Linked DNA regions of Homo sapiens: regions 2 and 3 are each linked to region 1. A link is an interaction called in ENCODE POLR2A ChIA-PET data of the cell type or tissue named here. Cell type or tissue: CD4-positive, alpha-beta T cell. All regions are shown on one strand.

What was found. Peaks named below come from ENCODE experiments on the same cell type or tissue, not always from the same donor. Only the 100,000 strongest peaks of a DNase experiment are listed, where the experiment ranks them.
Region 2: POLR2A ChIA-PET joins it to region 1 with 19 read pairs; 8 of 35 experiments call an interaction of 5 or more read pairs at or near these places.
Region 3: POLR2A ChIA-PET joins it to region 1 with 30 read pairs; 11 of 35 experiments call an interaction of 5 or more read pairs at or near these places.

Annotation. Positions count from the first base shown.
Region 1 is chr4:153,571,121-153,579,120 of GRCh38, forward strand. All of the region lies in intron 7 of TMEM131L (transmembrane 131 like), which reads left to right. Among named protein-coding and RNA genes, the nearest start is that of TMEM131L, 110 kb to the left of the region's middle. In CD4-positive, alpha-beta T cell, CTCF peaks have their summits at 3,448 (motif pointing left), 3,647, 5,246 (motif pointing left) and 5,455; DNase peaks (open chromatin) are centred at 2,951, 3,411 and 5,231; H3K27ac peaks cover 1,336 bases.
Region 2 is chr4:153,518,201-153,526,200 of GRCh38, forward strand. All of the region lies in intron 3 of TMEM131L (transmembrane 131 like), which reads left to right. Among named protein-coding and RNA genes, the nearest start is that of TMEM131L, 56 kb to the left of the region's middle. RefSeq lists enhancers at 2,794-3,295, 4,579-4,628, 4,802-5,642. In CD4-positive, alpha-beta T cell, no CTCF peak of the experiment used is centred here; DNase peaks (open chromatin) are centred at 3,481, 4,021, 4,261, 4,741 and 1 weaker place; H3K4me3 peaks cover 2,827 bases; H3K27ac peaks cover 6,645 bases.
Region 3 is chr4:153,429,949-153,437,948 of GRCh38, forward strand. No RefSeq gene overlaps it. Among named protein-coding and RNA genes, the nearest start is that of TMEM131L, 32 kb to the right of the region's middle. RefSeq lists an enhancer at 3,211-3,400. In CD4-positive, alpha-beta T cell, a CTCF peak has its summit at 3,285; DNase peaks (open chromatin) are centred at 3,323 and 3,763; H3K4me3 peaks cover 1,131 bases; H3K27ac peaks cover 832 bases.

The DNA.
Region 1 (8,000 bases):
TCAAGTTCTGGGTCTACTAAAAACATCTATAGTTCAAACAAATCTTTTTTCTGTTTGTTGCGTTGCATAATCTTACATAAGAGATACTCTCCTGTCAGCCCAGTATCCCAGTCAGGCCCAGGCTCGGTTTATCTTGTCCTGCCTGGTTCTCCTTTAATGGTTTCCTCTTTGCTGTGCCTTCTTTTGATTGAGTCCTAAATGCCATAAACTTCTCAAGCATATTCCCTCAGGGCACAAGCAGTAATTGTATCTCCATTGAAAAATGCACTGAGCATTCCACACTCACCTTCCTGGTTTCCTTTCACCTGTCCAGGTTTGTGTAAGGCTTGGTGTAGCCGCCTCAGTCTTTGATGGTAGAGCTCCTTAATTGTTTACTATGGGGGATTTAAGTGTATTTCTTCACAGTTCCTAGAACTCAATCATGGTTTCTTAATTATTTTTATTTTTACTTTTGTTTTAAGACAGGGTCTTGCTCTGTTGCCCAAGCTAGAATGCAGTGGTGCAGTTACAGTTATTACAACCTTGGCCTCCCGAGCTCAGGTGATCCTCCCTCCTCAGCCTCCTGAGTAGCTGGGACTACAGGCATGTACCACCATGCCCAGCTAAGTTTTATATTTTTTTGTGGAGACAGGGTTTCACCATGTTGCCCAGGCTGGTTTCAAACTCCTGAGCTCAAGTGATCCACCTGCCTCGGTCTACCAAAGTGCTAGGATGACAGGTGTGAGCCACCATGACTGGCCTATTTTTTGAGGAACAATTCCAGTCTGCTGAGATCTTGCCTGTCTTCCTTTATTAGAGTCTTTTAAAAGCTCCATTTAGCACAGATATATTTCATTTTGAATACCTGCACAATGAGATCTCAAAGTATCTCCACTTCTCTTTTTATATCTGTTTAACCTGACTTTCTAGATGTTGTTTTCTTTTTTTTTTCCTTTTTAGTTGGCATGTAATAATTGTACTTAGGTATGGGATAGAGAGTGCTGTTTTGATACTGTATACAATGTGTAACGATCCACTCAGGGTAATTAGCGTATTATCACCTCAGACATTTATCATTTCATTATGTTGTGAACATTCAAAATCCTCCCTTCTGGCTTTATTGTAGTCAACTGCAGTCACCCTGTAGTGCTGTAGAACACCAGAACTCATTCTGTCTGTCTAGCTGTAACTTTGTGTTGGTTACCCAGCAAGGTTTGGTTATTTCTTTTTTGTTTTGTTTTGTTTTTTGAGACAGAGTTTCGCTCTTGTTGCCCAGGCTGGTGTGCAGTGGCGTGATCTCGGCTCACTGCAACCTCTGCCTCCCGGGTTCAAGTGATTCCCTTGCCTCAGCCTCCCAAGTAGCTGGGATTACAGGTGCCCATGACCACGCCCAGCTAATTTTTGTAATTTTAGTAGAGATGGGGTTTCACCATGTTGGTCAGGCTGGTCTTGAACTCCTGAACTCAGGTAATCCACCTGCCTCAGCCTCCCAAAGTGCTGGTATTTCAGGCATGAGCCACCGCACCCGGCCCAGTTTGGTTATTTTAAACCATTTCAGCTGTGTCTAGCTCTTGCCTTCCCCTTTCCCTATATATATGGGGTAAAATATACTTAACACAAAATTTACCATTTTCACCATTTGTATGCGTACAGTTCACTGGCAGTAAGTACATTCACAGTGTTGTACAGTCATCACCTCCATCCATCTCCAGGACCCTTTCATCACCCCAAGGGGAAACTCCATACCCATTAAACACCTTCCCTCAGCCACCATTATTCTCCCTGGCAACCACTATTCTACTTTCTGTCTCTATGAATTGGACTATTCTAGGTCCCTCATAGAAGTGGGATTATACAGTATTTGTCCCTTTGTGTTTGGTTTATTTCATTTTGCATAATGTCTTCAAGGTTCTCCCATGTTATATAGCATGTATCAGAATTTTATTCCTTTTTAAGGCTGAATAATTTTCTGTTGCACATATATATCATGTTTTGTTTATCCACCTTGTGGCATTTATGAGTAGTCTTGCCATGAAGATGGGTGTATAAGTATCTGAGTCCCTGCTGTCACTTTTGAGTGTATGCCTAGAAATGGAATTGGTAATTCTGTTCAAGTTTTTTGAGGAACCACCACAGCGTCCTTTCTTTTATAGCCTAATTCTCGCCACAGCGATGCCTGCTTAAGTATAAGCTGTGCCCATGCTACTCAAGGTCAAGCGACGGCAGCCTGCATCACAAAGCTTAAACTTTTGCCGAGCCTGGATCTTGTTTCAGGGCCTGTGCCAGACATGCAGGGCCTACTTGTCATTTGTTTGAGGCCCAGCATCATCCAATTGTATAAAAATAGTTACTTGCCTTTGGACAGAGCCAACATACGCTGCCTGACCTATCAAGGTGAAAATCCCACATGGCTCTGCTGAAGCTGCCAGCCCAGGTTGTAATAGTTAAAAGCTAGTTATCCAGGTGTAAAAACCAAGGTGTTGCCCAACACAGATGACTTCCACTTGGCCAAACCAAAAGTTTAGATAGTACAGGGGTTATCTTAGTCTCCCAATTGTTTTTTGTCTGTCTTTCAGGGTTTCTGGCACATTTCAGGGAGTGGGAGGTAGTGTCCAGTAAATGACACTTCTTTTTTTCTTGAGTTCTGTTCCAATCATGAAATAAAAAGAACTTGAAGTGTTTTAGGGGAAAAAAAATCTCTTAGAAACCAAAGGAGTGTGGTAAAGAGTTATCTTCTAAAAGCTTTAATGTGGGAAAAATGCTTCCCCCAAGCATCTAAATTATTTGTTGTGGAATTTTATTAAATAAATGCATTAATTGTGAATGAGCAAATCAATATAATCTCCCCTTTGAGGCCTACTGTGTACCCAGTGGTTTGCATATGTATCTCATTTAGCACCCATCATATTGCTGTGAATTCAATAACTTGATTTCATAGAAGAGGAAGCTGAGTCTTAGAGTGGGTGGGGAATGTCCCCAGGCTTTTATGGCTGGGGTTTGATCTCAAATCTGTGTTGGCTAAGCACTTGGCCACACTGCCTTTTCTAAAATGATGTGGATAAGGAAAAATGCTATCCATATGCAGTAGCCTCTTTTTTCCTCAAAGCAAACTAATTTCAGCCACTTCCTAGGTTTTTGCAAATGTTTGCATGAGTGGGTCTGGCAGTATAGTTAGATTTTGTTTTAGTGGTTAATATCTGAGGAATAAAAGGGTAGTGGTGGTGGTGGTGGGGGTTGAAACACAATTGCTATTTAATATCAGGGAAAAATAGCTGTACAGTACTTATTAATAACTCAGCTGAGCCTGCTGTTATGCAGGAAACACTAAATTAGGAGTGTGGTTATAGAATCTGAGTGTTATGTGGAAGGCACCCAAGATAGCTCTCATTTTATACAAGATCATTTGCCATGTGCATAATACTGTGTGTGGGGGCCACCTGCTGGAGCAGTCAGATGGCTTATACAGAATCAGTGTTCCAGATGCATATGTTGGCATAAGAGATTTACTTTTTCTTGTCTTTTTGAGATGGACTCTGTTACCCAGGCTGGAGTGCAATGGTGCAGTTGCAGCTCCGCCTCCCGGGTTCAAGCAATTCCCCAGCTTCAGCCTCCCGAGAAGCTGAGATTACAGGCGTGTGCCACCATGCCCAGCAAATTTTTGTATTTTTACTAGAGACAGGGTTTCACCATGTTGGACAGGCTGGTCTCAAATTCTTGACCTCGAGTGATCCGCCCTCCTTGGCCTCCCAAAGTGCCGAGATTACAGGTGTGAGCCACTGCGCCCGGCCGAGATTTACTTTTATAATGACTTCTAATATTTAGCATTCAAAATTGTGAAAGGGGAGAAAGATGTCTGAGAAATACAGAATCTAAGATTGGGATTTGTCTAAGTAATTCTTTCATATTTCATAAGTTGTAGTCCTTAAATAAAAAGGTTTCATGTGGTTATTACCAGGAACATCAAGCCTCTTGTTCATTCTGTCTGGATTAATATAGATTCTCAAATATATTTATTTATTAGGCTGTGCTTTACTCTTGTTGATAAGACATCAGAATGACTTAATACTTTAAGTCTGTTATTTCCTTTCCTGTTTAATTGCACACAGTCCCCCCAAATCACACCCTTCTTGTGGCCCAGGGCACCAGCAATTCCTTAGCAAGTGAAGGGAGATGATTCCTTTCTCTCTAGTATCCAGTTCCCTAAATTCATACTTCTTCACCACAAAACTGTGGAAATACATGACATACAAAAGGAGTTTTAACATTTCTATTTTCTTGACCTTTGCATTTTATCTTGGTATGGTTTTCTAATATATATCCCTGTGTTGATGGATTTTTAGGCCTTTAGGTACCTAGGAGAAACAGATTTGATCTATTTTAATTTGTTAAAAAAGTACTGACTGCAGTTGAAAAACCTGATTTTTTTTTCTGTTTTTCTACTACCTAGCCCCAAGATCTTTGATAAGTCTCTTAACCCCTCCAAGCCACAATTTCCCCCATCTTCTAAAAGGGGATAATACTTTATATGAAATAATATGAAATATATAAACTATATTAATACTTTCAATGAAGACTACTTAAGAAAAAGTTGTTTATAGAGTTACTTTTTCTTTTTTCTATAAAATATCTGATCTGATTTGTTAAAGGAGTATGGGAGGTTTCAAAACTAGAGAATTACGTTTTTATTTGTTTTTCCTGTCTAATCAGCCCAGGCTCACTCTGGATGAGGGCGTGTCCTGTTGTCACACAGTGTGCTCAGTTGGGGACAGTTGGGGAACTTGTAACCCTAGTATGTGGTTGCCCCCTGGCTAACATTTTGGTTAGAGTTTCTTTTTTATCAAGTTAATATTGCTATTGTTTTGTTCTTTTTTTTTTTTTGAGATGAAGTCTCACGCTGTTGCCCAGGTTGGAGTGCAGTGGCCCGATCTCGGCTCACTGCAAGCTCTGCCTCCCAGGTTCACGCCATTCTCCTGCCTCAGCCTCCCGAGTAGCTGGGACTACAGGCGCCCGCCACCATGCCCGGCTGATTTTTTGTATTTTTTAGTAGAGACAGGGTTTCACCATGTTAGCCAGGATGGTCTTGATCTCCTGACCTCGTGATCTGCCTGCCTCGGCCTCCCAGAGTGCTGGGATTACAGGCGTTGGCCACCGCGCCCGGCCCAATTGTTTTGTTCTTTTGAGAAAGATATGGACTTGAAACTTTTTCTTTTAGAAAAATTAGCATACTTCTGAAGGGCAGTTTGGAGGTGCTAGAACTCCCCCTTGTGGGATTCTGAAATATGTCCTACAACAAAAGAAACAAAATAGTGATTTTTAAAATGCCTCTCGCTAATAGAAGAATCTTAATTAAAATGGCAAGTTATAAATATATCCGTCCAGAGATTTACTAAGAATGACAAAATATTAGGCTTTAAATCATAGCAAATTACTCTGCGAAATAGGGTTGTTAATTGTGTCAAAAACTGTTAATATGAGTGTGAACTTTTAACATCTTTTCATTTGAAGAAATATTGTAGGGTAGAGAATTGCCTTGTCAGGTTAAGACCTTAACATAGTTAAATTGTTGTAGATTTCTTAAAAAAAAAAAAAAAACTTATAAATGTGTACTTTAAAAGTGTGTTAATATGATTTTTTTCTTTAAACATTTTTTGAAAGTTTCAGATCAGAAATACACACTGTTAGGTTTTTATTCTTTTATTTTGTAGGCACCGTTTACTATTTTCTGTTTCTTGCCCTTTTCAAGCTTCTCTTGCCCTTTTCAAGCTGATTCCCTAGCATCTGTGGCTGTATGCCCACCTCTATCCACTCATCAGCTGTTTATTGAGTGCTGATGAAGTGATAGGCATTGTGCATTCGAAGCACGAGATGCTTAGAATCTCCTGGCGTAGGTAGACCTTGACCATGTTGTTGTGAGAAGTGTTACAAAAGGTCAGGTAGAAGTTGCTGTGGTGTCTGAGAGGGTATTTAAGCCAGGACATGAAGCATAAATCAGATTTAGCTAGGTGGAGAGGTGGGTGGGTTGGAGGAGTGGGTGCAAGGCAAAGGGACAGAAAATTCAAAGGTGTTGAGGCAAGCAGAGCAGAAACGAGACCAGTGAGGTTGGAGCATGCGCAGGGAGGTCGAGACTAGGCAGGTGCCGGAGTTTTATAGCGACAGCAGAGGATTTGGGACTTTTGCCAAGTGAGAAGTCTTTGAAGAGTTTTAAGCAAATAGTGGCATGACCAGATTTGTATATGGGTAAATTCACTCTTGGTGCAGTGTGGAGAATGGAGTGGAAAGGGCAGAGGTGGATGCAGGGAGACTAAGAGGAAGTTACTGCACCATCATTTTTTTGTGTAGTTTTGTGGTGTTAGAGTATTTATTTTGACTTTGTAGGCTGTACAGTCTCTGTTGCAAGTACTCAACTCTGCTATCATAGCACGAAGGCAATAGTAGACAGTCCATAAAGGAACGGGCATGGCTGTGTTCCAATAAAACTTTGCTGACAAAAATAAGCAGCAAACTGGATTTAACCTGTGGGCATAGTTTGCTAACCCCTGATATCTGGGGTATTTATTAAGAAAGAGGAGAAGTGAGTGGGTTTAAGGGCTCATGAAGGAGGTACAATCAGTATGACTTGGTTATGGATTTGTTTGAGGAGAGTATGAGAAGCTGAAGTGAAAGGGGTTTTCAGGTTTCTGGCTTAAACAACTGGATAAATAATGATAGGGTTGATGAATAATGGTGCTAAGATGAGGCACACAGCAAAGGTGGCCAGGTTGGGGTGTGTGAAGATTCAGGTGGATGCCCAGTCACTGGTTGGACATATAGGTATGGAGAGGACTAAGCTAGGGGAATCGATGTGGGAGGGTTCAGCATGCCAACAAGCTCCCCTGGGAGAGAGTGAAGAGGGCATAGGCAGCATCCAGCATAACTCAGTGTCTGATGGTTAAAGGAGCAACAGCTGGCAGAGGAACCAGAGAGAAAGAAAAACCGAGAGGGACAAGTGGTTCAGGCTGTAACAGGACAGGGGGCTGGTGGCAGCAGGGAGAGTGGTGAACAAAAGGAGAAGTTTCTGTTGGATTTGGCCGTGTGAGGATCATTTGTAACCTTAGTTAAAGCAGTTTCAGAGCTGGGCATGGTAGTGCACGCTTGTAGTCCCAGCTACTCAGGAGGCTGAGGTGGGAGGATCGCTTGAGGCCAGGAGTTTGAGGCTGCATTGCGCTATGATTGTGCCTGTGAATTGCCACTGTGCTTCAGCCTGGGCAGTATAACAAGTATTTTATTTTTTTTTGAGACGGAGTTTCACTCTTGTCACCCAGGCTGGAGTGCAATGGCATGATCTCAGCTCACTGAAACCTCCACCTCCTGGGTTCAAGTGATTCTCCTGCCTCAGCCTCCCAAGTAGCTGGGACTACAGGTGTGCGCCACTATGCCCAGCTAGTTTTTTTTTTTTTTTTTTGACGGAGTCTCGTTCTGTCGCCCAGGCTGGAGTGCAGTGGCGCGATCTCGGCACACTGCAAGCTCTGCCTCTCAGGTTCACGCCATTCTCCTGCCTCAGCCTCCCGAGTAGCTGGGACTACAGGCACCCGCCACCACACCCAGCTAATTTTTTGTATTTTTAGTAGAGACGGGGTTTCACCATGTTATCCAGGATGGTCTTGATCTCCTGACCCCGTGATCCACCCGCCTCGGCCTCCCAAAGTGCTGAGATTACAGGCGTGAGCCACAATGCCTGGCCATTTTTTTTTGTATTTTTAGTAGAGACGGGGTTTCACCATTTTGGCCAGGCTAGTCTCCAACTGCTGACCTCAGATGATCCACCCACCTCGGCCTCCCAAAGTGCTGGGATTACAGGCATGAGCCACTGCACCCAGCCTAACAAGTCTCTTTTAATTTTAAAGATAAATTTTAAAAATTAAAAATCAGTTTCAGAAAGTGGGCTTTTTCTGTTTGATGTTGGGATTTGTTCATAGACAAATTTAAAAATCTAGTTCTTCAGGCTGGTGTATTGGTGCACACCTGTAATCCTAGCACTTTGG
Region 2 (8,000 bases), 53 kb before region 1:
GTCCTTGGAACCAAGCATGCTGTGCACTGTGATTGTAGGACTGAACACTTGCACATTAAAAACTCCTCCTCATTTCCCGAGCACTTCTTGTGGGATGCTGCTGCGCATTTCGAAAGACAGTGTTTTTGCTATAATAGAAAGCTGTGTCCACCAGGGGTAGAAGGGAACACACGAGAGCAGGTCCAGAGAGAAAAAAGAATCAGAAGAGGCTGAACCTAGTATTGAGGCCTATGAAAATAAGATGCAGACATCATACTTGAGAAACTGTTAATGGAATAGAAAAGCTTGAAAACATAGTGAATACATTCAATTTTTTGGTCTCAGCACAAAATCACTGGAGAGAAAAATGTACGTAACAAGTGTGATGTGTTTGGTGCTACAGGGAAGGGATATAGAATAGTGATACTCTTAAGCATCATAGAAGCGATGGGAACATCAGGCCAATTACTGAGAAATTTCCTATTGACTGAAATCATGTGTGACAGTTTCAGAAATAATGATAGGCTCTCGTATATGTTGGTACGAGTTTACTGTAAAAATCAATAGCCCGACTTGGTGCTCAGGCTCTGTTTTCTCCTTCGGTGATATCGAAACTGACTTTCAGCCCTTTCATTGCACTTGTGACTCCGGGGGACACGTGCTGATTTCCTGGTTCTATCCTAACGGTGCCTGCCCTTTTCTGTTTACTCCATGTCAGTGCAGGCATTGATAAGAATTCTAGTCGGTGGGGTGGTGAAGACATCAAGAGACCTTAACCTGGGGTTTCCTTGCTGTATCTTAAACTTTTGACCACCATTCTTACATTTGCTGTGATCAGTTTGTAGTCTTTATGTGTAATACTTTTTCTCCCCACCTTCCTGGGGGGAAAATTCCACATGTAAAGGATTTGTCAAATTGGTGATAAGACCAAACAGCCTTAGGGGACATGAGAAGTCTTATGAGCATTGTAGACCTGCTGGTGAGCTAGGGGGTGTAGGCTGTGTGGGGTACTTTCTGTTCTTTACTTAGAGATTTGGTAGGGAAAGTTCTCTGGAATTTCAGCAGTTGTTCTGATGTCATGTGTAAATATTATCTTTCTGTGTTGCAGCTTGGGGCCAAGCTTTTCATGGAAACTGCTGAAAATTATTTAGTGGCATAGTAGTTGTTTTTGAAGTTGAAGACTTTATACCCAAATCCAGATGGACGAATCTTTCACTTTCTTGCTACAGATTTTGTGAAGAAGTGTTACTCAAACTTTAGGTGACATTAACACCATAAGTGTGTTAGGGGAAGAGCTGGGATAAAGGGATGGAGATGCTTTGAGCTGCTACAGTAGTTTGCACATTCTTACCTGTCTGACTCTATTTGCCATCACATATAGAATGTGGAGAATGACCAAGCAATCTTAAACTTTAATAATTGGGTTTACATAGGAAGGAAACAACAGGCAAATCTAATTGTAAAGCAGAGACATGCATTTAGTACATAGATAATTGGACCAATTTCAGAGACAGAAATGAAGGAAAAATGAGCCCCACAGGCTTGAGGGTCAAGCTAGGCTGTAAGACAGAAATTCACTCTGCATTTCTAGGAAGATGGCTTGTGGCTTTTACACAGGAGGACTCTGAAGAACCTGCTATATCAAGTGTCAGTTATGTGCAAGAAACGGGATTAGATACTGTGGATGAATAGGGAAGTTTACTAGTCCTTGACCACAGGGAGTTCACACATTAATACACATGAAAACAAAACTGCCAGGGTAAAGCCCAGTACATCCTAAATGCCAAGTGAATGATATACACAATAGCCAGTTGCTCAGTGGAAGAACCAGAAATTTGCCTGGGGAAGGTCTGTGTAGACTTGCTTCCATATCTGCACTGACTTTGGGGGTCAGGGGATCTCTTAAGGCTTTGAACAAACACGGTCCATCTTTCTTGGTGCCAGTTTTACTTAAGATTTGGAAGGAAGATTTTTATATTAAAATAAACTCTGCCAGGCACGGTGGCTCACGCCTGTTGTTATCGCAGCACTTTGGGAGGCTGAGGTGAGAGGATTGCTTGAGCCCAGGAGTTTGAGACCAGCCTAGGCAACATAGGGAGACCCCACCTCTGCGTTAAAAAAGAAAAAAAAAGATTAAAAAAATTAGCTGGGTGTAGTGGCACTCGTCCGTGGTTCCAGCTACTTGGAGGCTGAGGCAGGAGGATAGCTGATCACTGGAGGTCAAGGCTGCAGTGAGACATGATCACACCATTGCTCTCCAGCCTGGGCAACAGAGTGAGATCCTGTCTCTGATAGATAAATACATAAATAAAAACTCAAAAGCTGGAAGAGAGTGCTCAGTTTGCATACATCTTAAAAATAGATGACTAGTCCTCAATATTTTTCACACTTTGGGCAGGAAACTGGGAAGGCCCTAGGTCTCCAGTGCAGATCGTTCTCCTCTGTCAGTAATTTGGGGGCAAAGTTTGAAAAGCGCTGATGAGAGATTAGCAAGGGCTATCTCTGTGCCCTGTCTCTTCTTCTTTCCTTAATAACTGAGCGGGTTTAGTGAGGAGCAGTTATTTCTGTGACATAAATGGGTGTGCTAGAGATTCATGATTGGAAGTGATTAATAATTAACTGTGAAGAATTGGAGCACGACTTAAAGTACGTCGTGTTTAGAATTAGTTAATGGGAAGGACTGGGGACCCTTTCCCAGGGGTAATTGTAGCTTCTGCTTTTTCAATCAACGTCTTTGGATCCTTTACTTCCTGGAATTTATAGAGCAGCTGTTCAGTGTGTCTGCATTAAAGGAATGAGTAGGTGAAGTGACTTGCAGTCCTCCCTGGGAAGCCAGTTCTTTGTGTGTGTGATTTTGGGGAGGGGAAGTGGTTGTAGGGAGTATCCACTGGGGAGTAGCACTGCCCACACATTAACTTGAGCCACTTTCCGGCTCTGTGATCTGGGGCCTTGTTTCTGCATGTGTAGAATGGGGATGATACTGACTCTTCTAGGCTTGTGAGGATGGAGGTAATGTGAATAACCATTAGGGATTCAGCACCATCAGGGTGGTGGCTGTGGCGGCTGTCAGGGATAATGGTGCTGATATCATTGAGAAGGGGCGGGGTGGTTATTGCTCCAGGGAAAAGTCTGGGCCGTGGCCTTCCAGGCAGGACCGTTTCAAATGCGTGTCTCCTCTTGATGTTCTAGCTAGGAAGTGAGTCTACATTATAATCACTAGAACCATTGTACATTGCTATAGGAAAGGACACGTGCTGTTAAATACAGATAGACCTTATTTTGCACCAAATACATTCCTGAAAACTGTTCTTTTTACTTAGTTATTTTTTAAATTGGGGTACAATAGACGTAACATTAAATTTACCATTTTGACCATTTTTAAGTGTACAGTTGAGTGGCGTTAAGTATACCCATGTTACAGAGCAACTATCGCCACCATCCGTCTCCAGAAATCTTTTCATCTTGTAGAACTGAAACTGTGCCCATTGAACAATAACTCCTCATTCCTCCCTCCCGCTCAAGCCCGTAGCACCCACCCTTTTACTTCCGTCTCTGTGGATTTGACTACTCTGCGTGCTTCATAGGAGGGAGAATCATACGTTACTTGTCTTTTTAGGATTGGCTTCTTTCATTTAGCGTAATGTCTTCAAGATTTATCCATGTTGTTGCATGTGTTTTCTGTGTTTTTTTTTTTTTTTTGTTAACATCATGTTGTTATTACACAAGAAGTGCATGTTTATTTTACAGTTTTTCAACAGTATACAGAAGAATAAAAAGATTACATTATTCCCCTACCCAACATAACTTTTGTTATTTTGGTGTATGTGCTTCTACTGAGCCTGCAACTTAAAGCAGAATCGTTTAGAGTGAAATCTTACACGTGCTGCCCTGGGACCTCTGGTTTTCTTGGGTGTGAGAGGAACTGTTGAATGTAAATTTTCAAGAGAGTGAGAAATCAAGTGTGGGTCTGTGAGGCTGTGGTGAAGGAGCCGGAGGAGAAACGTGGAGTGGTGAAGTGGGAACCCTCAACCGCCATTTGTGAAATGGGACGTTCTCACCTTTGAAGCTTGAGCTTGTGGGTTTTGAGTTCCTGTTTTGTGCCCTTTTAATGTCAACTTTCTAAGTTCATAAGTTGGTAGGAAATAGGTGTCCTAACTTCCATTGTGTGCAGATAATAGGAGACTTAAATAAAAGGTGGGTGAGAAGCAGGGATGTTGCATGCCAAGCACTAGGGGAAGGAGGAGACCGGGATGGAAGTAAACGTGAAGGCAGTGCTGCGGGCAGAGGGACCGCCCTCTGGGCTCCCTGGGACTCGGTCTGTGTGGCTCTTCCAGGAAGCGTGACCCTTCCCCCTGCCTCATGCTATTTCTGCCAGAACGCTTTGGTGCCCTACCGAGCTCTCTCTTCTCGTTTGGCTCCACCCAGTAAGATGGAGTTCCTTAAGAGCAAGGTCCTTCAGTTATTTCTTATTTTTTATCCCCAGCACCTAGCTGGGTTCCCTCGCCCTAGCCAGTCTTTAATAAATGCTTCTTGGAATGAAAGAATGAGAGCCTGCCCAGAAGGTGGTCATTCCCATATCTCATCGTGTGCCACAGCCCATTTCATTTCTCACCTCACCTCCCCATCCCCATCCTTTGTGAAGTCCCCTTCCTGGAGGGCCTCCCCATCCTCCCACTATCACTGCCCACAGACTACTTTGAGCAATGGGTTGCTTGAAGCCCTGCCTTGAGTTACACTGGGTGATCTAGACCAGGCAGAGGAAATCCCCATTGCCTTTGCCTGGGCTACAGAGCTTGGGTTTTCCCTTAGTCCACTCTGATACATGGTAGTTAGACTTTATAGGACTTAAGGATGAGTAGGTTTTTGTGGCTTGGTTTGCTCACCTAATCATCAACGTACTGTGTTTCTTAGTTCTTAAAAAAAATAGTTTAAGGCCATAGGATTACCTGTATTTTTAACTTTTGTGCCCTTAGAATTTTATGTTAGAATAAAATCTGAAATATAGTTTCTTGTGACTATAATTCCCAAATGTTATGTCAGGCATTGGCAAGCCATGTTATTTAAAACTGCCAGAAGTATGTTGCCTTTTAAGTGGAAGTATTTGTGAAACGTATGAATTTCCTAGTATCCCTCTAGGCTGCTGTGTGTTGAATGGAATTCCTTCTATAAGACGTGAGATTAGGCAGTTTGCCTTAAGCTAGCAGAGGGGACTAGCTATTCATTTTAGGAATGAATGGAGGCCAGAGAGAAGCATAATAAGCCAAAACTTAAAATTCAGAAGGGAAATAGCACTACATTGTTTAGGAGGAAACTAAATCTGTGGCATAAGTCTGAAGGTAAGACTTGGTAAAAAGAAGGGGAAGTCTTTGAGGAAGAAGAATTGAGGCTTTAGAAAATGCAAAGGCTGACATTTGCAGAGCTGGTCGGCTAGTTGTTTTGAAGAGGGTGCTAATGGGAAGCACTCAGGAGGTTGTGTGCTTCTAATTGGCCTCAAGTTTTATAGTTGAATTTTCATGGATCGTTATCATATTATTATTGATGGGATTATGGAGAAAAGTCTGCGGTTAGTGTTAAAAGAAAATTAAAATATTTCCAAATCAAGGCCACACCCAGAAAAGATCTCACCTTTACTCCTGCAGTCAGGCTGATAGATTACATAGCAAGTTGTATTTTGTTTTGTACCCCATACTCAGGGTGATACCCAAGGTTTTACCTAATCAGAGGAGGCCTCAGCCTTCCATAAAGGGAGCATGTTCTGTTTGATTATCAGCCCTGCCCTTACTTCATGACATAGTTTTCTCATTAGAAAATTCATGTTTATTGTAGGAAGATTAAGTAACTCAGAAAAGAACAAAGAGAATAAAAGTCGTCATCACCCAATCTCCTGGCTGAGAACTGATTTACCAGCACGTCTCACTTTAGGTTTTCTGTCTTTCCCATGTTTCACTTCTGTTTTTTTTTTTTTTTTTTTTCCTGTCTTAGCTGCAAAGTCTAGTGGGGAATTTGGCCCCTGGCTGCTCTGGATTGCCATTCTCAGAGCTTTGCATTCTCAGGAGTTCCCTTCCAGGGCATGTAGCCCAAGGACTCTGATGGACCTGCCCTAGGTCTCTCAGCAGAAGGAGGGGCAGCAGCTAAGTTGTGTGTGTCGGTTGAGGCCATAAGCGAGGGCTACTCCCTGCTGGCAGTCCAGGTCTTCTCCCACAACACTTTGTAAATTTTAAAAAGGCCAAAAAGAAAAATAGTTGCTAATATCAAGGACACAGATATATGTTTTAATGACTGACATTGTTTGCAGGTAAATATGTCAAAGGGAGAGTTATATTTTTATGAGCTTTATGTGTGTCTTATTTTGAAGACAGTTTATACAATAATGATGCATGCTTTTTATTTTAAGGGACTTTGTAAAGAAGATAAGCTTGTCTAATAGTGCATGGGATTGCTTGGTAGGAGGCCTAGGTTTGTTTCTTAGCTCAGCTGTTTAACCAGATCCTTGACTTTGGGCAAGCACCCCTCTGGGTTTCCATTTCGTGGCCTGGAGGAGGAGAAATTTAGACCCTGTGGTCTATTAAGGTTACTTCCAACATAAAACTCCCATGTTATGGGTTGAAGCCTGATTTTATCACTTTATGTTATTTAGAGGATTTGTAGCTGTGTCATAGATTTTGTGCAGTGTCGCCATTGCTGTGATTTATTTGGTGCCTTTGGCCAGGATGTAACCCTTCAATTACAGTGTAGTTCCCATGGGAAGGTATGATATTGGCTTCATGTTGTGGGTTCTAGGAATGTTCCATGGAGGTAAAGCAGGGGCTATCTCTGTAAGTAGTTTCATTGGATGGCTCGTGTTTTAGGACCACACTGCTGTTTGGCTAGTGAAGCATACGTAATGATGCTGAGTGTAATAGCACACTGTCCAGGTATTTGACAGGCATTTCTCTCTGGTTTATGGGTTGATGCGACTTGATACATAATGATTATTCTCCTTCTTTCCAATGTGTTTGAGTGGTGCACACAAATCAGGCATATATTGGAAAGTTTTAGGATTTTTTAAAAGGATTTTTCCGTTTTTAAAAACTTGAAATAGTGATTGTGATAGTACCTCTAGAGCCAGTGCCTGTTCTTTCATCACAGGTTTAACAGCCTCATAAGTAAATCCTTTTCCTTTCAGTTTCTTTTTTTTTGAGACTGGATCTCACTCTGTCACCCAGGCTGGAGTGCAGTGGCGCTATCTCGGCTCACTGCAACCTCTGCCTCCAAGGTTCAGGCGATTTTCGTGCCTCAGCCTCCCAGGTAGCTGGGGTTACAGGTGCACGCCACCACACCTGGCTAATTTTTGTATTTTTAATAGAGACAGGGTTTCACCACATTGACCAGGCTGGTCTCGAGCTCCTGACCTCAAGTGATCAGCCTGCCTGGGCCTCCCAAAGTGCTGGGATTACAGGCGTGAGCCACCGTGCCCAGCCCTTTTTCTTTCAGTTTCTTAATTTCTTTTTATTACTCTTGCTGCCTAAGTCTAACTGATTCTTCTCATTTGTTAGTGGGTTTCCCACTTAAATCTTCTCTGTATCAGTGTTTTTCAAATATTAAGGCGCACAGGAATCATCGAGGGATCTTGTTAGCTTGGAGATGCTGATTAAGTAGGTCTGTGGTGGGGCCTGCGATTCCACATTCCTTTATTTTTTATTTTTATTTTTTTTTTGAGATGGAGTCTCGCTCTGTCGCCAGGCTAGAGTGAGTTGGCACGATCTCGGCTCACTGCAGCCTCTGCCTCCCGGGTTCAAGTGATTCTCCTGCCTCAGCCTCCCAAGTAGTTGGGACTACAGGCACGCACTACTGCACCCAGCTGATTTTTTTGTATTTTTAGTAGAGATGGGGTTTCACCATGTTGGCCAGGATGGTCTTGATCTCTTGATCTCATGATCCGCCCACCTCGGTCTCCCAAAGTACTGGGATTACAGGCGTGAGCCACCACACCCAGCCTGCTACTCCACTTTTCTAACAGACTCCCAGGCGATGCGATGCTG
Region 3 (8,000 bases), 140 kb before region 1:
ACCTCCCCAGTTCAAGCAATTCTCCTGCCTCAGCCTCCCTAGTAGCTGGGATTACAGGCATGCACCACCATGCCCAGCTAATTTTGTATTTTTAGTAGAGACAGGGTTTCTCCATGTTGAAGCTGGTCTCGAACTCCTGACCTCAGGTGATCTGCCCACCTCGGCCTCCCAAAGTGCTGGGATTACAGGCGTGAGCCACTGTGCTTGGCCCACCCTCTCTTTTTAGATCAGTTTCTCTAAGAGAGAGAGAAGATAAAAAGCAGAATTAAGCAGAGCATTCATTCTTTTTCCACTCACTTGTCAAAGCCAGCTCTCAAGAAGGGTTGGATGTAAGCATTATTTAATATATTACTGTAAAGCTTAAGAAGAAATCTCTCCTGGAGTATTTGCCTTGTTCTAAGGGATAGTTGTAACTTTTTGAGAACTATGGAAATTAAACAAGCTGAAACTTTTTTTTTCTACAAAAGAGATTCTTGGAACACCAGAGCTTCTCCAGTCACTTTTGAAATGCCTACTTTATACCATTCACAAAGAGGAATGGCAAGGTCTGAGTCCGAAAGATAATCGGTCTTGGTGCAGAAACAGAAATCGAATTGGTAGTGCATGTCAATAAGCACTGTAATAAAGATTTTCAGAGGATACTGGGGAGGTCAGGAGAAAGACAGCAACTGTCCAGGGGCATCTTAATTTGCCTTGCAGAGGAAGAGATCCACCATCAGGGCTGAGCTTTAAGGGTACAGTGTTCACAAAGCATCACGTTCTCCATAAACGTGTATGATTATTATTTGTCAATTAAATTTTCTTTAAAAGGTAAAGTGTTTTCCTGTAGTAGGGTAGAAGAGTACAAGAAAGATCAGATATTCTATGAGGTGATAATTTGAGGATTCTTTCAGGAAGTAAGAGTGTGATGAATATTGGTACTTTCATTCATTCTTTCACTCAATGAGTATTTACTGGGCACTTAGTAGGTGTTGGAGGTTACAATGGTGATCAAATTCTCATGAAGATTGTGGCCTAGTTTGGAAGACATTGGACAAAAATCTATAAATAGCACTTGTAATATGTGCCCTGATGGGAAAAGCAGGGTGCTAGAACAGAGTTTAACTGAGGATTGGAGTGGCATGGGATCGGAGGAAGTTCAGAGAAGAAAATGACATTTAAACCGAGACCTAAAGCTTTATGGAGGCAGAGGGAACAGCATCTGTGAACATTTCCCATGGGAAAAACCTGACTTTGAAAGGACAGAAAAGTCAGAGCCCTGTGCACAGAAAAAGGAGTAGGTTGTAGGGAGATCCGGAGAATTAGACGCATCCTTCAAGGCTTGTAGGAACTGCCACAGATTTTGGACTTTGTACATAATGGGAAACCATTGAGTGGTTTAGGATCTGTATTTTTAAAATCACCCTGGGCTGGACGTAGTGGCTCACGCCTGTAATCCCAACACTTTGGGAGGCCAAGGTGGGCGGACCACTTGAGGCCAGGAGTTCAAAACCAGCCTGGCCAACATGGCGAAACCTTGTCTCTACTAAAAATACAAAAATCAGCTGGGTATGGTGGCATACGCCCATAATCCCAGCTACTCAGGAGGCTGATGCACGAGAATCACTTCAACCCGGGAAAGCAGAGGTTGCAGTGAGCCGAGATCGTGCTGCCGTACTCCAGTCTCGGTGACAAAGTGAGACTCCATGTCAAAAAGAAAAAATAAATAAATAAATAAATAATTAAGTCCAGCCGCCGTGGTTTACACCTGTAATCCCAGCACTTTGGGAGGCCAAGGCAGGCAGATCACAAGGTCAAGAGACTGAGACCATCCTGGCCAACATGATGAAACCCCGTCTCTACTAAAAATGCCAAAATTAGCTGGGCGTGGTAGCACGCGCCTGTAGTCCCAGCTACTTGAGAGGCTGAGGCAGGAGAATCACTTAAACCCAGGGGGCAGAGGTTGCAGTGAGCCAAGATCATGCCACTGCACTCCAGCCTGGGTGACAGAGCAAGACTGCGTCTCAAAAAAACAAAACAAAACAAAACACAGAAAATGCAAGCCAGGCATAGTGGTTCACACCTGTAATCCCAGCACTTTAGGAGGCTGAGGCAGGAGGATTGCTTGAGCCCAGGAGTTCGAGACCAGCCTTGGCAACATAATAAAACCCTGTCTTTACAAAAAAAAAAAAAAAAAATTAGCTGAGCATGGTAGCATGGGCTTGTAGTCCCAGCTACTGGGGGTGCTGAGGAAGGAGGGTCACTTGAGCCCAAGAGGTTGAGGCTGTGGTGACCAAGAACCTGTCTCGAACAAGCAAGCAAAAAAGAAAAACAAAGTGCAGAAATAAACTTTAGTGTAGCATGTCCAGGCAATTCTACACACTTTGGAATAGCGGGGTGTGAATGAATGAGGGTTAACCATGCCACCACCCTATAATGAAAAGATACAGGAGGGGTGGGTTTTCAGTCCAAGTCAGAGTCATTTAAACAGAGTCAACTGAGATGAGGCTTAGAAGCTCATGTAGGGGATAGGTTTGGAATTTTTTTTTTTTTTTTTTTGAGACAGAGTCTCACTGTATCACCTAGGCTGGAGTTCAGTGGTATGATGTTGACTCACTGCAACCTCCACTTCCTGGGTTCAGGCGATTCTCCTGCCTTGGCCTCCTGAGTAGCTGGTACTACAAGGGCATACCACTACACCTGGCTAATTTTGTATTTTTTGGTAGAGAAGGGGTTTTACATGTTGGCCAGGCTGGTCTCAAACTCCTGACCTTAGATGATCTGCATACCTCGGCCTCCCAAAGTGCTGGAATTTTTTTATGTTTTTATTTTTATTTATTTTTATTTTTTTGAGCCAGCATCTCACTCTTTCACCCAGGCTGGAATGCTGTGGCACTGGCATGGCTCACTGCAGCCTCCAACTCCTGGGCTCAAGGGATCCTTCCACCTCAGCCTCCCAAGTACATAGGACTACAGGCCAGCTGCACCATGCCTGGCTAATTAAAAAAAAAAAAATTATAGAGACAGAATCTCACTAGGTTGACCGGGCTGGTCTTGAACTCCTGGCCTCAAGCAATTCTCCTGACTCAGCCTCCTGGGTAGCTGGGATTACAGGTATGAGCCACAGGATTGGAATTTTTGACAGGAATTTTTGAAGGCCCTAATGAGGTTTTTGGCTTCAGAGGTAACTTACGCAATAAAGCTCTATTTCATTTTTACTTTTCGAAAAGCCACCGTTGAGGTGAAATGGGGACCCGTAGCTCCAGAGAAACAGCGGGAGGCACAACCTCCTCTGTGAAATTCCTCTGTGAGTAGCCAGAGAGCGCCAGAGAACTCTGGTGGTGGAGAGCAAATGAAAGCAGCCAGAAGGGAAACCGGAAATTCTCGCCCAAGGTCTGTGGTGTGAAAAAGTGCCAAGAATGACCAATGAGAACTGCAAATATGAAGAGTAATACTGAAAGTAGAGCATTGTGTTTGGTATAAAGACAGCCTGCCAATGCCTTTTTTGAAATGGAACTCAAGACATGAAGACAGCCAAGCATGGCGTGCCTGTAGTCCCAGCTACTTGGGAGGTTGAGGTAGGAGGACTGCTTGAGCCCAGGAGTTTGAGGCCACCTTGGGCAACACAGTGAGATCTTGCCTCTAAAAAATAAACAAATGAAAAATAAAGATGTGAAGGCAGAGAAAGTAGCAGTAGCAGGTAGACAAACCCAGGAGAGGTGTCGGGGAGAAATGAAAGGGAAATGACAGGGAAGGAAGAGGAGAAAGCATTACTCCCACGTGGGGATTTCTTATGGGAGGGGAAGTGAAAACCACAGAAATTGAAAGAGGAACTTGGGGACCAGAAGGCTTTATTTCCCAGTGTGCTCCCCAACACCCCTTCCCCAAAAGAAACCATCATGTTTGGGGAAAGGTACAAAGGAAATGTCCTATTTGTGCTTAGACTCTGATTTTGAGACTGGGTAAGTTGCCCTTTCCTTGATAGGGGATTGCCTAGGTTGAAACGGTAGGAGGGAGTGTTCCCAGAGTGGAATGCAGCCCGACTGTGTTCAGAAGAAGCATGAAGGTCCCATTCTACTTTGATACTAATACTTGAAAAAGGAGAAAAAATTACAAACTGCCGCTTTTTATGTGGTATTCATGAGGGAAGGAAAGGGGGTGGGAAAGCAGGAGGAAAGCACCATGTAAATCAAGTCTTCCAAGAACTTATTTTATCAAGCATTTAATCAGCTCTTGCTCAAGGCTAATCATAAAAATAAACTGCGCATTTTTACCTGCTGCAGGCAGCTTGCAAACTGCAGGTGTGTTTCAAGAAAGCCACTGTCAAGTCCCCAGTTGCAATTCAAAAGATATTAACTAAGAGCTAAACCAAATTATGGGTCTTACATTATGTTATAAGAACCAGACATAAATTACCACCCAGTTAAAATATCTAGAAATGAGCCAGCAAATGAACTGTCACCAGATGAAGGCCTACACTTTAAAAAAATGTTTTACTTTGTGGTTAAATATATATGAGTAAAATCTACCATTTTAACCATTTTTAAGTGTGCGGTTCAATGGCATCAAGTACATTCACATTGTGCAGCCATCCCACCATCCATCTCCACAACTATTTTCCTCTTCCCAAACTGAAACTCTGTACCCATTAACAATAACTCCCCATTCCCCCCTCTCCCCAGCCCGTGGCAACCACCATTCTACTTTCTGTCACATGAACTGACTACTGTAGGTACCTCGAATGATTGGAATCATACAGAATTTGGCCCTTGTGATTATTCAATAATGCATAATGTTCACCCATGATGTAGCAGGTGTCAGAATTTCCTTTTTTAGGCTGAATGCGCCTACACTTTTTAAAGGGAGACATGATATTAAAAATCATTTTCTAAAAAAATTGCATATCCACATCATTTTTTTAAAACTGCCACAGCACGGCCGGGCACGGTGGCTCACACCTGTAATCCCAGCACTTTGGGAGGCCGAGGCAGGCAGATCACGAGGTCAGGAGTTTGAGACCAGCCTAGCCAACATGGCGAAACCCCGTCTCTACTAAAAATACAAAAAAAAAAAAAAATCAGCTGGGCTTGGTGGCGGGCTCCTGTAATCCCAGCTACTTGGGAGGCTGAGGCAGGACAATCGCTTGAACCCAGGAAGGTGGAGGTTGCAGTGAGCCGAGATCGCGCCACTTGCACTCCAGCCTGTGTGACAAGAGCAAGACTCCATCTCAAAAAAACAAAACAAAACAAAAAAACTGCCACAGCATTGAATAGGCTTTTTAGCATTCATTAGGTTGCAAAAGGAGGCTGGAGCTGGGCTTCAAGGTAGCATTGTTCAAAGTCCTCTTACTTTCTAGGGTGGGATTTTTGTTGTTGTTGTTGTTGTTGTGTTTCCTTTTGTTTTGTTTTTTGAGAGGGAGTCTCACTCTTGTCGTCCAGGCTGGAGTGCAGTGGTGCGATCTCGGCTCACTGCAACCTCCTCCTCCCGGGTTCAAGCTTCTCCTGCCTCAGCCCCCTGAGTAGCTGGGATTACAAGCGCCCGCCACCACACTCGGCTAATTTTTGTACTTTTAGTAAAGACAGGGTTTCGCCATGTTGGCCAGGATGGTCTCGAACTCCTGACCTCAGGTGATCCGCCCACCTTGGCCTTCCAAAGTGCTGGGATTACAGGCGTGAGCCACCGCTCCCGGCCTGTTGTTTTTTAGAGAGGGCTCTCCCTGTGTCGCCCAGGCAAGAGTGCAGTGGCTATTCACAGGTGCAATCACGGCGCACGGCAGCCTGGAACTCCTGGCCTCAAGTGATCCTCCTGCGTCAGCCTCCAAAGTAGCTGAGACTACAGGTGTGTGCCACTGCACCCAGTTTAGGGTGAGTTATTCTTAATCTCACAGGCAAGAGACCAAATTTAGACACTTCCCTCAGTTAGTGGATGAAACTGAGCATTCAACTAAATCCTCTATCCCTTTGATCCCCGTTTCCCTCCCCTCTCCGAACCTTTACCCCCACAATGGTTTTCTGTTTGGAATACACGGTAACAAAACTAGGAGGAGGCATGCGTCTGTGCTTTCAAGTGGAATTTACCATTACAATAAAGTTATCACCATTGGAAGATATCAATTTGACATCCATGGCCTCGGGGCCTCCTCAGCCACCACAGGGTTTCTCCTCTCCATACACTGTTCTTATGAAATTCTGCTTTGCTTCCCCCAAAACTTCAGTAGTTTCTCATCAGCCCCGCAGTCACTGTAGCCAGGTCCCTGCCTAACATTTTATTTTATTTTGTTTTGTTTTATTTATTTATTTATTTATTTTTGAGACAGAGTCTAACTCTGTCGCCCAGGCTGGAGTGCAGTGGCGCGATCTTGGCTCACTGCAACCTCAGTCTGCTGGACTCAAGCAGTCCTCTCAAATGGAATTCTTTAGACAGGAATTCCTCTCCTGGACCCAAATTTTGAACACTTTTATTGTGTGTGTTGAACTGGGTTCTGGTCTTTAGAGAAAGAGAAACAGATTAATAACTTTCTTCCTCTCGGCTCTATCCTTAATCTCAAAAGTCTGTGACTTTTACTAAAATAACATTCTCCTCGCCATAATGGCGTCTTTTGACCTTATTCCCCCAAACCAAAATTTTCTCCCTCCCTCCCTTCCTTCTTTCTCTTTCTCTCTTTCTCTCTTTCCTTCTTTCGAGACAGAGTCCCACTCTGTCACTCAGACTGGAGTGCAGTGGTGCAATCTTGGTTCACTGCAACCTTCGCCTCCTGGGTTCAAGCAATTCTCCTGCCTCAGCCTCCTGAGTAGCTGCGACTACAGGTGCCCGCCACCACACCTGGCTAATTTTTGTATTTTTGGTAGAGATGGGGTTTCACGATATTGACCAGGCTAGTCTCGAACTGCTGACCTCAAGTGATCCTTCTGCCTCAGTCTCCCAAAGTGCTGGGAATACAGGCTTGGGCCATGGCGCTCGGCCACAAAATGTCCTTTTGCTGCAGGGCACCTGCTGTAATGGCAGCTGGGGAGGCTGCATGATCAGTCTCACCTTGGTTTTTAAATGATCAGCTGGCCCTGAAAATAGTTTCCAAAACTCATTGAGCTATGAAATTTCTGTTAAACACAGCAACCAGGCATCACCAAGATTTATCAATAACACAGTGGCCCATCTAGTAATGCCCAGAGCAGGAACCTAAGAAAATATCAGCATATACTTACAGCCAATACACAGATCTGTCTCCCATGGATATAACTCAGAAATTACAAAAGGGAAATAGTAGACACTATAGTTTTTAAGCCTTTTAATTTTTTTTTTTTTTTTTTTTTTTGAGATGGCATCTTGCTCTGCTGTTGCCCAGGCTGGAATGCAGTGGCTTGATCATAGCTCACTGCATCCTTGAACTCCTGGGCTCAAGGGATCCCTCCGACCTCAGCTTCCTGAGTAGCTGGGACTACAGGTGTGGGCCACTATGCCTGGCTAATTTATTTTTTATTTTTGTAGTGACAGGGTCTCATTTTGCTGCCCAGGCTGGTCTCGAACTCCTGGCTTCAAACAACCTTCCTGCCTTGGCCTCCCAAAGTACTGAGATTATAGGTGTGTGCTACCACACCCAGTTCCTTTTTAATTTTTAAAAGATTTTAGATTTTTTTTTTTGAGGCAATCCTTTCACATTTCTCACAACTCATCGTGAGTTGTTTTAATGTAAAGTTATTTTCCAGCAGATTGAAACAGTGAAGACCTCTGTATTCCAGGAGGGCAAGTGTTCTGCCTCTTCAAGATAGCTGAAGGAAAGGAAACTGTATAGCTCCCTGCAGTTTAAAAGTTAGTTGCGCACTGATTGCTTCATGAATAAAGCTGGAAGATCTAAGTTTGGGAGTGAAGGAAAGAGGATCTGCGGCCGGGCGCGGTGGCTCACGCCTGTAATCCCAGCACTTTGGGAGGCCGAGGCGGGCGGATCACAAGGTCAGAAGATCGAGACCACAGTGAAACCTCGTCTCTACTAAAAATACAAAAAAAAAAAAAAAAAAAAAAAAATT